2 separate regions of the Homo sapiens genome follow, and region 1 is linked to region 2. A link is a loop called in an ENCODE intact Hi-C map of the cell type or tissue named here. Cell type or tissue: PC-9. All regions are shown on one strand. Each heading gives the region's core, and the rest is flanking DNA. Links, peaks and the distances in the headings are about the cores only. Region 1 overlaps LOC124909489 (a long non-coding RNA gene). Region 2 overlaps LOC124909489 (a long non-coding RNA gene).

Region 1 (5,381 bases), core at 294-5,293, 57 kb after region 2:
GATCTGGGTTTAAATGTGCCAGGCTGATCTTGGCTGTGCTAGAGGAGTGTGGTCTAAGTCAAAGAACGCACAGCCTCTCCCCTCCCGCCAGGCCACACAGTGGCAGCAGCACCAGTGCCAGGGAGGCTGGTGGTCTTGGCCTTGCAGGGGGATGAGCCAGGGACCAGCAGGGTCCCTCAGGCAGGTAGGGGTGAGGGTAGAGAACTGGCATGGGACCTAGGCAGGATGGGTCTGCAAAACGCCTAAATGTCCCCCAGCATGGTGGAGGGCTTTGTGGCTGGGGAACTGATTAAAGTGGGATGGAGTAGATGGTAAAAGAGGAAATGTGTTCGTAGTTTTTCACCAGGTTGGTGGGGCTGCAAGGCAGTTGCTCTCTACACTTCTTGTCTGTCTCTAGAGCACCTGGCCATAGAGAATTGGCTCCTTGCTGGGCAGATACTGCTCTGGATGTGTGATGCAGGTCCAAGGGATAGTGGAGGAATGGTGGCTGCTTGAAGCCCATCTTAAACAGGGAGCTCCCACAGGGCCCCAGTTACCCTGAACCACAAGGCAGAAGTTTTGGCCTGAAAACATTTAATTGCAGACTAAACTCATTTGGATAAACAGAGGTCTCCAGTTTCTCCCTCTGTGGGTGTCCTGTGGTCACCATTTCCTTTGCTGTCTTGGGGTAGGGAGGGATTAGGAACCCACTGATAAATTAAACCCAAGGGTTCCCATCAGTGAAACTCAGAGCTAAGTCCCGGGGAAGGGGAGGCTGTGCCATTTTCCTTGATGGGCCTCTCTCCAGCTCCTGCCCCTCCTCCTCTCCCGGCTTCTTCTTCGATCTGTGCTGAGACCTGACACGCAGCTTCTCTGACCCTTGACATGGGCTGGCATCCCCCACAAATCTGAATCTTCCCCCTCCTCCTCTTATTACCTGGAGCAAAGAAGAGCTCAACAATTGATTTTAAATGTGTTATCATCGGGGTCCAGTTTGCATTTACTTGGTTTCTTTGAAATTCAGAAAAGACACAGTCTTCACCCCTTTAAAAAAATCAAATTTCATTTTGGATCACGCCTCCATTTGCTTCTCTGTAAAATGAAGGTGGGAATCAGCCAGGCAACTCCATAAGATACCATGCAGCTCTAAAGCTGATTTCATATCCCACACCCTGCAGCGGCTTATTAATAAAAATGTATTAACACTGACCTAAAGCTCAAGACGAAACACATTTCCACAGCCGCAGATGCGTGGAGCTTGTTGCATCAGCAGCGTTGTGCAGACAGTGAAGGGTTTGTTGGGGAATTATATCAGGCTCCCACCAGGGCCTCCTTGGCTCTGTCCTTTGTACCAGTGACAGTGCAGATGTGCTGACTGGCGAGGGGTGGAGTGAGCAGCCACATCAATACTGGAGATGTCTGAGGATGTGTTAATGACTGATTCAGAGCCGTCAATGGCACCATGGAAGGCCCTTTGTGATGGTCCCAACCCGGGGTAGGGATATAAGGACCAGCAATGAAGGACCCATTTCAATTCAACAAAAATGTATTGAGGCCTCACCAGGTGCAGGACACTGCGCTCAGCTTGGGGAGAGGCCGGCAGAGAGGGACAGAAGACAGACAGTGGTGTCAGGGCTGCAGCTCAACAGTGCTTAAGTCAGCTGAGCCCCTGGCATCGCACTGCACCGATTGAACAGCGAGGTTCTTTGCACACCATTGTTCCAGCAAGTCAAACGACTTACTTCTAAAGGTGGGGGCTGTGCCCTTTGAAAGTCCCAAGAAACAAATGGGCCCACTTTGGCTTTCTGCTCAGGATGGCCTGTTCTGCAGCACCTCGTGCTGACTGACTGCCCCTCTGTGACATGCGGCAGTGCGGATGTCACAGAAATGTAAAAATGCCCAGAGGGTGCCAATGTCCCCACCAAATGCTCTCTTCTCTACACTCCGGTAATCTCCACTTAGCGTGGTCCACAGAGCGCACATGTAGACAGACGCCCTTCCACCGTTAGCTCTTACATTTTCACATGTGAATCTCAGTGGTTGAATGACACGTTGATTTCTGAGTGGACTAAAGTTGATATTTGAAATTGGATTAAGCATTCCAACCTGTAAGAGTTAAGTCATCCTTAAAGTGTGAAGACTGAAAAATAACATTGAATAAAATTATAGATAAAATTCCTTTAAAAGCAGGAAAAATCTGACAAGAGCCAAAAGGGACTTTATATAATGATATGTAAAAATATTTATTACAAGGAAATAAAATAAAAATATCTACTTATTTACTCTAGTTTTAAAGAAGTTAGAGCAAAGACACAAGTTGGCCAAAATCATCAATTTTATCCCCAAATCAAATCCTCTTATAAAAACTATTACCAGAAGATCTCTGTTTAACATCTCTAAGCCCCGGTCAATACTTTGATGCCATCATGTTCTAATACAAGTGATGAACCTAGAGAGTCTCCTGGAATTTGCTGCTGTGGGGTTTAATCTGTATTAAAGTTCTTATCTTTGATGGAGAAAGGTTTGTGGGGGAAGCCCTGATCAAACCCGACAGTTCTGCCTACAGAACACCAATCAACTCAGTGCTTGGATCTGGAAGACATTTCACAGAACTGCAGAGTTTTTGCACTACTGAAATGACCTTGAAAACCCAGGCAAACAGGCTCCAAGGTAGAAAAGGCATCTTCCATTTGGGAAAGAAGAAATGCTTTGGCCAGACATTGCTCAGAGGTCAGAGGTTCATTTTTGGTAATCTCAGTTAAGTCCCTCACTAACAGGACCCCTCACCAAGGTGCTGTGAAGTCCCCAGTGGCTGGCTTCAAGTGTTGGTGGGGTAAGACCTTATATTGGTAGGTTGCCTGTGGGGTGACAGATTGAGAGCAGGTCATCACTCCCACCTATGCCCATGGAAGACATTACTAATCAATCAGATGCAACCTCAAACCTCCTAACACTGATCTCAGGCAGCAACTCACTTCTGCACACCCTACTGTGACAAGGAAAATCCCCCAGGCCAAACCCAGAAAGCAATTTCCTCATCAACAGCTTTTGGACCACAAGCCTAGGGTCACCGCTAAAGAAAGTCAATTACAAAAGCTTTGTGCTTATAGGTAGCATTCAGAAGTCTGCCATTAGTCATGTTTAGAATTCCAAGAATGGACTTGTATGAAGAAGGCTGGCTCAACAAACTTGGTAAAAATACCAACAAAACCCAATACACTGGGCCCTTTGTTTATCTGGGCTGTTCATACAGAAATGTTCCAATTCAGAAGTATTTACAAAGAACTGAAATGACCATTCACCAAAGACCTCTTGGGTTGCTCTAAAGTGATTAAAATGGAGGGACTGGCCACTAGAGATGACTGATAAAACTTGAATTATTTGCAAGCCAGAACCTTCCTGCCAAACTGCATTCCACAGATAACTAAGGAAGTCACACAGGGTCTAAAACTGCTTGTGTGGTGGCTGGCTCACCTCCTCGACCCCCGCCACAAGCCTCCCTTGGTTAATAAAGGTGGAACCCAGAGACCATTCTGAAGACTGCATAAGACCCTCCTACCCCTTTGATCCGGGGAACCTGATGCTTAACAGAGGAATGGGCATCTGAAGCTTTCCACAAACATGTCCATGCTGTTAACTGAACGGTATATAAAAAATGTGGATGCTAACAATACTTTTGGACCCCAGCTAGGTTGCAGAAATCTAGCAAGGTTTCTCCAGGTCCTAAGCCCTCCCCTATGGAGATGGAGCAGGTTTCACTGGTTACAGAGAATCAGCAGTGGACACCAGTAATCAGAAGATATCATTCACAGCCAGATTTTTTAGGCACAGTGCTGTATCACACAGTAACTTGAAACTAATAAGAGGTAATAACGTGTTAAAATTTTAAGAATAAGATTGGCTTCTAAAAATATCATTGCCAAGTCTACCCATATAATCACATCCCTTGCATTCCGACGAGCCTGCTGGAGTGGGAAAGGGGGTGAATTTTGGTGACTGCCAGGGAACTGCTCATGGTGGGCAGCCTACTTTGTCTATGCCATGGCCCTTAGTGGTTCCCATTAATCGTGTCCTATTAATACTGGTGGCAGTTACTAAGTACCTTCATGCTTTATTTTCATATCCAAGATGTTTGTTCTTAGTTTTGTTGGAATCAAAGGATACCCATGGAAGTTTATTTCACATGTCAATATTACCTAGTGCCTATGTCTGTGGTGGGGGTAGAGGGACAAGAATTTTCTCTGAAGCAGTCAGAATTCTTTTGATGGAGAACTTGGAACTGGAAGAAGTAGGTCATTGCTTGGCACAGCTGGTTACAGCTCAGCCTGGGGATCCTAAGGTCCCACCTGGCTGGGAGGACTTCCAGGTTCAGGTCAAGTCTATGCATCTTTCAAAGCCTTCTCCTCTCAATATGGTTTTCTCAGGTGTTTTTAGTACAGAAAGGAGAAGGCACTCCTGGTCTACCTGAATCATGGTGCATGTGGAGGCTGTAGTTCTGCCTGCAAAGCAGTTGGGTTTTTGGATTTACAAAGCAAGTGCAAGCAACAAGGGCAGACTTTCCAGGGGCTGAGTCTCAGAACTAAGAGGTCGAACCACCGAAAATGACCTTCACAATCATGAATCTATTGTCTTATTCTCACCCTTTGACAAGGAAAAATACACAGTGAAAAAAACTGGATTATAAAACACTGTTCAACATAATCATAATTTAGTAAACCAAAAATGTATGCAAATACTTATAGAAAGAATACTGAAACAGCAAAATATTAATGGTGGTCCCTTTGACTTTCTCCCTCTGCCATTTTTGGATATAGAATGATAACACTAGCTGTGTTGTACCCCCTTCAGGAAGTTCTTCACTCTATTATGCACATACAGAGGCTAACAATATACGGAAAATGTTACATCTCACACCCTTAGACTTCTGCAGGAAATAACCCAAGGGCTACCAAGTTCACACCAACATACCATACAATGCTGCAAGGAAGATTATCATACTTGATTGTAAAATTGATACTTAGTTTGAAGCCCTCTTAACATTTTCATCCATTCCACCAAAAATTAATCTTCTCTGTTCTATATTAATGGTGACTGGCTAACAAAGGAATCTCTACAATTGATTATAAAATTGATACTTAGTTTGAAACCTCTTAATATTTTCATCCATTCCACCAAAAATTAATCTTTTCTGTTCTATATTAATGGTGACTGGCTAACAAAGGAGTCTCTAAACTTGTTTGAGCACATGACCTCAATGGTAAAAGAGACTAATCATAACACAGACTTACGCATATTTATTCATAAAGTGGGTGCATGTATACTTACATGTTAAGTCCATTATCAAATGTATGAGAATGGAACTGTTCTAGTCCAATGGTCTGTATTTTTCCTGTACCACACTG
Region 2 (5,381 bases), core at 224-5,223:
TTAAACCTATTTGGTGTCAGAGGTGTCAGGACAGGATTTTTGCCCTCTGTGTGAAAAGTATTTTGCTACACAAAAGAGCAGTATGCTTCCCTTGCCAACCCAGCCACTGAACACTGCCCTTTCCCTCCTGCTTTTCCCAGGTGCTACTGGAACGTCTAACAAATAGCCTTATCATGAGTTGAGCATGTACTATGTTTCTGTTACCAGCCTGGATGCTTCACATTCATTATCTTCTTTTTTTTTTTTTTTTTGAGATGGAGTCTTGCTCTGTCGCCCAGGCTGGAGTGCAGTGGCGCGATCTCGGTTCACTGCAAGCTCCACCTCCTGGGTTCATGCCATTCTCCTGCCTCAGCCTCCAGAGTAGCTGGGACTACAGGCGCCCACCACCACATCCAGCTAATGTTTTGTATTTTTAGTAGAGATGGGGTTTCACCATGTTAGCCAGGATGGTCTCGATCTCCTGACCTTGTGATCCACCCACCTCGGCCTCCCAAAGTGCTGGGATTACAGGTGTGAGCTACAGCACCCGGACCATTATCTTCTTTAATTGAAATAGTACTGTTTTACCAATTTCTCACTTAAGGAAATGGAAACTTTGAAATGACAATTAGCTTACCCAAAGTCATAGCTAGCAAGTGGCCATAGAGACCAGGAGCTTTCCAGGCTACAGGGCTACACAACACATCTTTGGTGTGATGCCATTTCAGCTGCTAGGCATCAGAGTCGAGGGTGGACCTCCTGAATTACCAACTCTCTTTGTCATTTATTTTTTCCAAGGTATAGCTATGCCACATGGAATATTTTCCTCCTCCTTTTATTGTTTTGATGAATCCCATACTCAGTTTTTAATTTTTCTCCCGGGGGAGGATGTAGCAAAAAACAAGACTTCTTTTCTGTAAAAATTAGGAAATTCCAGCATCTTAGCACATTTCATCGGGTGTGCTAAGAGTACTCTCTCGCCTGCCAATTATAGAATTAGCTGCAAGGACCCCTATCTAGTCTCCATACCTCCCACTGGTCTATACATCCCAATTCTAACCCTATATATCCCAATTCTGCTGCACTGATCTTAATCTACTTTTCATTCACCAATCTCTTGAATATAATCAGTTTGCTAATTAAAACATGATGGAATCAAGCTATTTGCAAAATTAGGAGTTCTGACCCTCTGGCCTCTGTGGCCCAGGTGAGGTCCTCTGAGACACATACATGTGTTGCCTTGGCGAGAATTCATGCTGAGAAGACAGTCCATTCATCTTAGGTCTTGCTTAACTAGCAGAATGTAAACATCTTTGAACTTTGCTTACTGGATAAAAGGCAGCAAGCATTAGCTTCTCATTAGCTTCCCACTGCATTTCCTCCTGCAGGATCAATCACACATCCAGCCCAGACACGTGGCCCCTGCTTGTAATTAATCTTGGAAAGGCGTAGCTCTTCTGTGGATGGATTGCTGTATTTGAGCGCGGCTTTCAGAGGGGAGGGGTAGGAGAAATAAAGGCTGGAAGCAGAATAATAAGCACCAGTGTTTGAGAAGTCTGCTCTGTGCCCTGTGCTGCAAGCAGCTTTTTTTAATGGTTGATTCACTGCCAGAAAATTTGCTTTTGCCTGAACGCGACTTAGCATCAGGGAGGGAATTTATGATTTCTTCTTTTCCACAGTGTGAATTTCATGCCTTAGTTAGTTGCGTTTTTTTTTTTGGCCAAATTGAAGTTGTCTAAATCCTATATTTTGGGTGGTTGTAGAGTTATGCTCCATACTCTCTCAACCTGTCTGAGGGATGGAAGTTCCTGGATTCTTCTATTCACAAGGATTTAACTGTGACACTTGCATACAACTGAAAGAGACCTTCTTTTGACCTTGTTCTCAGAACTCTGCTTTTCTAATTCTTATTTGAATTTTAAATGCTTTAAGGTGGTTGGATTTTTTTCTTTTTTAAAAAATTGTGGTCATCTCAGTTACCAGGCTGGTAGAGGGCAGTTGGGAAGGCAGTAATAACAAGGAAGTGAAGATCCCATGAGTATTGATCATCAGAGATGGCTAGGACTTGAGGCACTAAGGATTGTCACCTCCTTGCCTTTACTGAATAGTATTTGTTGCTATTTTGGAAACCAAATTGCAGAAAAACCTTTACGGAAACTCAATTTACACAAAACCCACCTAAGGAGTGACGTCCTCAAAAGCTCTAGGAGGACTGTGTGAAAAGGCAAGTTTCCTTGCTGCCCCGAATATCATGTGTGAGACACACTTCATTTTAAGGGCCATGCCCATTATGTAAAAGGAGGTGCATCTGCATTTATCTCCGAAAAGGGATTTCTTCTGACAAAGCATTTCCCTCCCCTGCAAGCCTTGAAAGACATATAGACAACACGAGGATTAAGATATATTGACAATGGGAGGATTATTTCCTTACCTGGTATATGACAAATGCCTACTAATAAGTGAACGAGACAATCCTGTCTCCATTTTCTCTCAAATGCCCTGACCTTGTGGTCAGTACTCATGGGGTTACTGACCTCGCTTATCCTGCTGCCTGCCCAGGACCCTGGGGACAAACCATCCTGGCAAGCCTGAGACTGCCCGCCCAGACAGAGGGGGCCCTTGGGCTCTGCCCACAGGAGCAGGTAAGCCGTTCTCACTTCCTCTTGCATGCCCACCTCTTTTGCCTCAGCTCTTGCATTTCTGTTGCCGGAACTCAAAATGCTTTCTTGTCAGACAAAATGTATATTTGGAAAGTATATTTGTTGGAAAACTTGACTGGCATTGAGACCTCAAAGGCCTGGCTGGGCATTTCTGGTTAGCAGCAGAGACCTAATTTTTCTTTTTGAAAGTCCTGCTTCCTCCCCACAATTCCTGGCCTTGCAGCCCTGTGAAATTTCCTAGGCTGCTTCCCCTTCTGCCATGATTGTAAGTTTCCTGAGGCCTCCCCAGCCATGCTTCCTATACAGACTGTGGGACCGTGAGCCATTTAATTCTCTTTTCTTTATAAATTACCCAGTCTCATGTAGTTCTTTATAGCAAAGCAAGAACAGGACTAAAACAATATGTTTATATTCTCTTCTCTCCAGTAGTTCTCCCAAGAAACTCTCTCTTAAAAAATGCAGCAGCTAATAGAGTTTTGGAGGAAGAAAACCCTTTAATGAAACATGATTTCCTAGAGTAGCAGTAAGGGGAAGTTCTGCTTCTGAACAAAATGAGTTACCTCAACACCACCACAAAATACTCAGGGAAAGGTAACCAAGAACAGGCTTCTGAGAACGAATGAGTCACCCTCTCTTACACTCTGCAGCCTGAGCTGGGAGACACTGGCACACACATGCTGACACCGGCAATGACTCACTTCAGTCTCACCTCCAGACCTGTCAGATCTCCTGGCCATTATTTAGAGAAATCACTAGCAAAATTGAAGGACAACTTACAAATCCAAATCACCCTATAGTTCTTAACCAACTTCTAAGGGCTGTGAGCAGTCGCCTCATGGGGGGGTCCTCTCCCCAAACTCTAGGCTGAGGCACAGAGGTTGACATGAATCTTCCAGAATGTCATTATTGGAGCAGCTCAAGGATCCACCTCTGTTCGCCCCTGAGGGAGACACAGGTGAGCTGGAGCTGGTGAATTCTGGAACTCTGGCTCTTTGTACCACACCTCAAAAAAGCCTCCAGTCCTGGGGTTAGGGGGCAGCTTTCCTGCAAATGGATGTGCTCACATGCCTGGGGAAGGGGCTTATTCAGATGCACAAACAGGAAGAACACGAAAGTGGGAGAGACCAAGGCAGGGGACAGAATTCAAGGGGTCCATGCAGCTTTCTTGGTAACACTTTTTAAAAAATTATTTGTGCAATTATTTACTGACATAACTGAATGAGGAATGCTTAGAAAAATATCCCTGAGACTTTGCTCAAAGTAAAACACTTCCATAACCCTAGGTATTAAATTTTAATGTTGACACTGAAAGACCATATTCTGAGACAGTGTCTGAAGCACAGACAAGAGCAAAGACCCCTTCCCCATGGGAAGTGAATCCCAGGGAGAGGGTGGAGAGGGGCAGGGACATGAGTCATGTCTCCATGCCCCAGAGCTGACCACTCCCCTGACTTTGCTATGTTCTACAGCCTTGTAACGCTGTCCAGTGCTCACTCTGGGCTTGTTTTCTTATTGCTAAGATGGAAATAACAATACCCTTGAGCCTCAAAAGCAGACCATCATGTGTCTGGCCCAACGCCATGGCTACAGCAACTCAGAACCCAATCATATGGCACAGAAAAAACCTACCTACTGACCTGTTGGTGCTGCTGAGCCTCTCCATCCTTGTTCTGGACAGAAACTGAGAAGTCCAACCTCATCCTTCATTCTGCAAGAAATTTTCAGGAATCAGTCACTCTCTTGTCACCTTAACTTCAAGGCAAACCTTTTCAGACTCAGAAAAAGCAAACTTGGGACTCAGTTGAACTTCATAGGGACCATGAAAGATGGTCCACTATATAATGGACCTGCCGTCTTAACCCTGGGCTAAAAAACTGTGGGTGGGGGTGGGTGGTCGAGGTTGGGGGGGAGGGTGTGGTGGGTGAAGAGTTCTGCCTGCCTGGGCACTCACTGCTGGATTCTCCCTGCACTTGCACATTCTTTAACAAAGTGACAAGGCACAGCTAACATTATCATGCACCCTCAAGTGCCTCTTAGTTCACTTCACGCGATGCTTCTAGTGACATGCTTTTATGAATCTTTGAAGCATAGGTGGTGAGAGGATGAAGATTTTTCTGTTTTAGGGCTCGGTGCTCTCAGACTGTGTGTTTGTGACACCATCCTTCCCTACCCCCCTCTCCCTCCCATTCTACATCACTAGAAAGAAAAAAAAAGGGATGGGATACTCTTTAGACAAGCATCAAGCCCACAACTTAGCTGATGTCCTTCCTTTGTTCCCTACTCCTGAGGGCTAAGGCAATAGCTACAGACCTGGGGGCAGGAGAAGGGGGACTTTCACGTGAAGCTGAAGAGACGGGTGAAATGAGAAAATCTTTAGCAAAGCCCATCTTCTCAGCTGACGATATGGTTGCACTTCAGTTCTCCTTGTCCTTGAGAGGCAATAAAATGGGATGTGAAAAGATGGGGAATAGGTCAAGGTTTTGTCCCCATCTTGCAGATGGGGGAAACTGAGGTAGTGGAGCTTAAAGCAGCCAATTAACCTTTATGAAACTACAGGTTGGTAGGGGCCATACATATTTAGCAAACATCTTTAGCTTTCCTTTGAAACTAATGCTTTTTATTTTCTTGACTCCTATGATGGGTCCAGACCAGCAAAGTGAAGATGAGCAAGTCAGCTCCTCCACAACATTGATTCAAACTAAGTTGGCAGGGGCGTTAAGATGAGCACACTGCACTTGAGGA

What was found. Peaks named below come from ENCODE experiments on the same cell type or tissue, not always from the same donor. Only the 100,000 strongest peaks of a DNase experiment are listed, where the experiment ranks them.
Region 1: it touches region 2 in a loop (5-fold over the local background); 3 of 110 quality-filtered maps call a loop at or near these places.

What each region holds. Positions count from the first base shown.
Region 1 is chr3:44,046,314-44,051,694 of GRCh38, reverse strand. All of the region lies in intron 2 of LOC124909489 (a long non-coding RNA gene), which reads right to left. Among named protein-coding and RNA genes, the nearest start is that of MIR138-1, 65 kb to the left of the region's middle. In PC-9, for the core only: no CTCF peak of the experiment used is centred there; DNase peaks (open chromatin) are centred at 3,234 and 3,704; H3K27ac peaks cover 2,816 bases.
Region 2 is chr3:44,103,023-44,108,403 of GRCh38, reverse strand. It overlaps LOC124909489 (a long non-coding RNA gene), which reads right to left. Exons shown (of 5, transcript XR_007096256.1): 3 at 4,277-4,347. Among named protein-coding and RNA genes, the nearest start is that of MIR138-1, 8.5 kb to the left of the region's middle. RefSeq lists an enhancer at 3,393-3,552. In PC-9, for the core only: no CTCF peak of the experiment used is centred there; a DNase peak (open chromatin) is centred at 3,283; H3K27ac peaks cover 1,676 bases.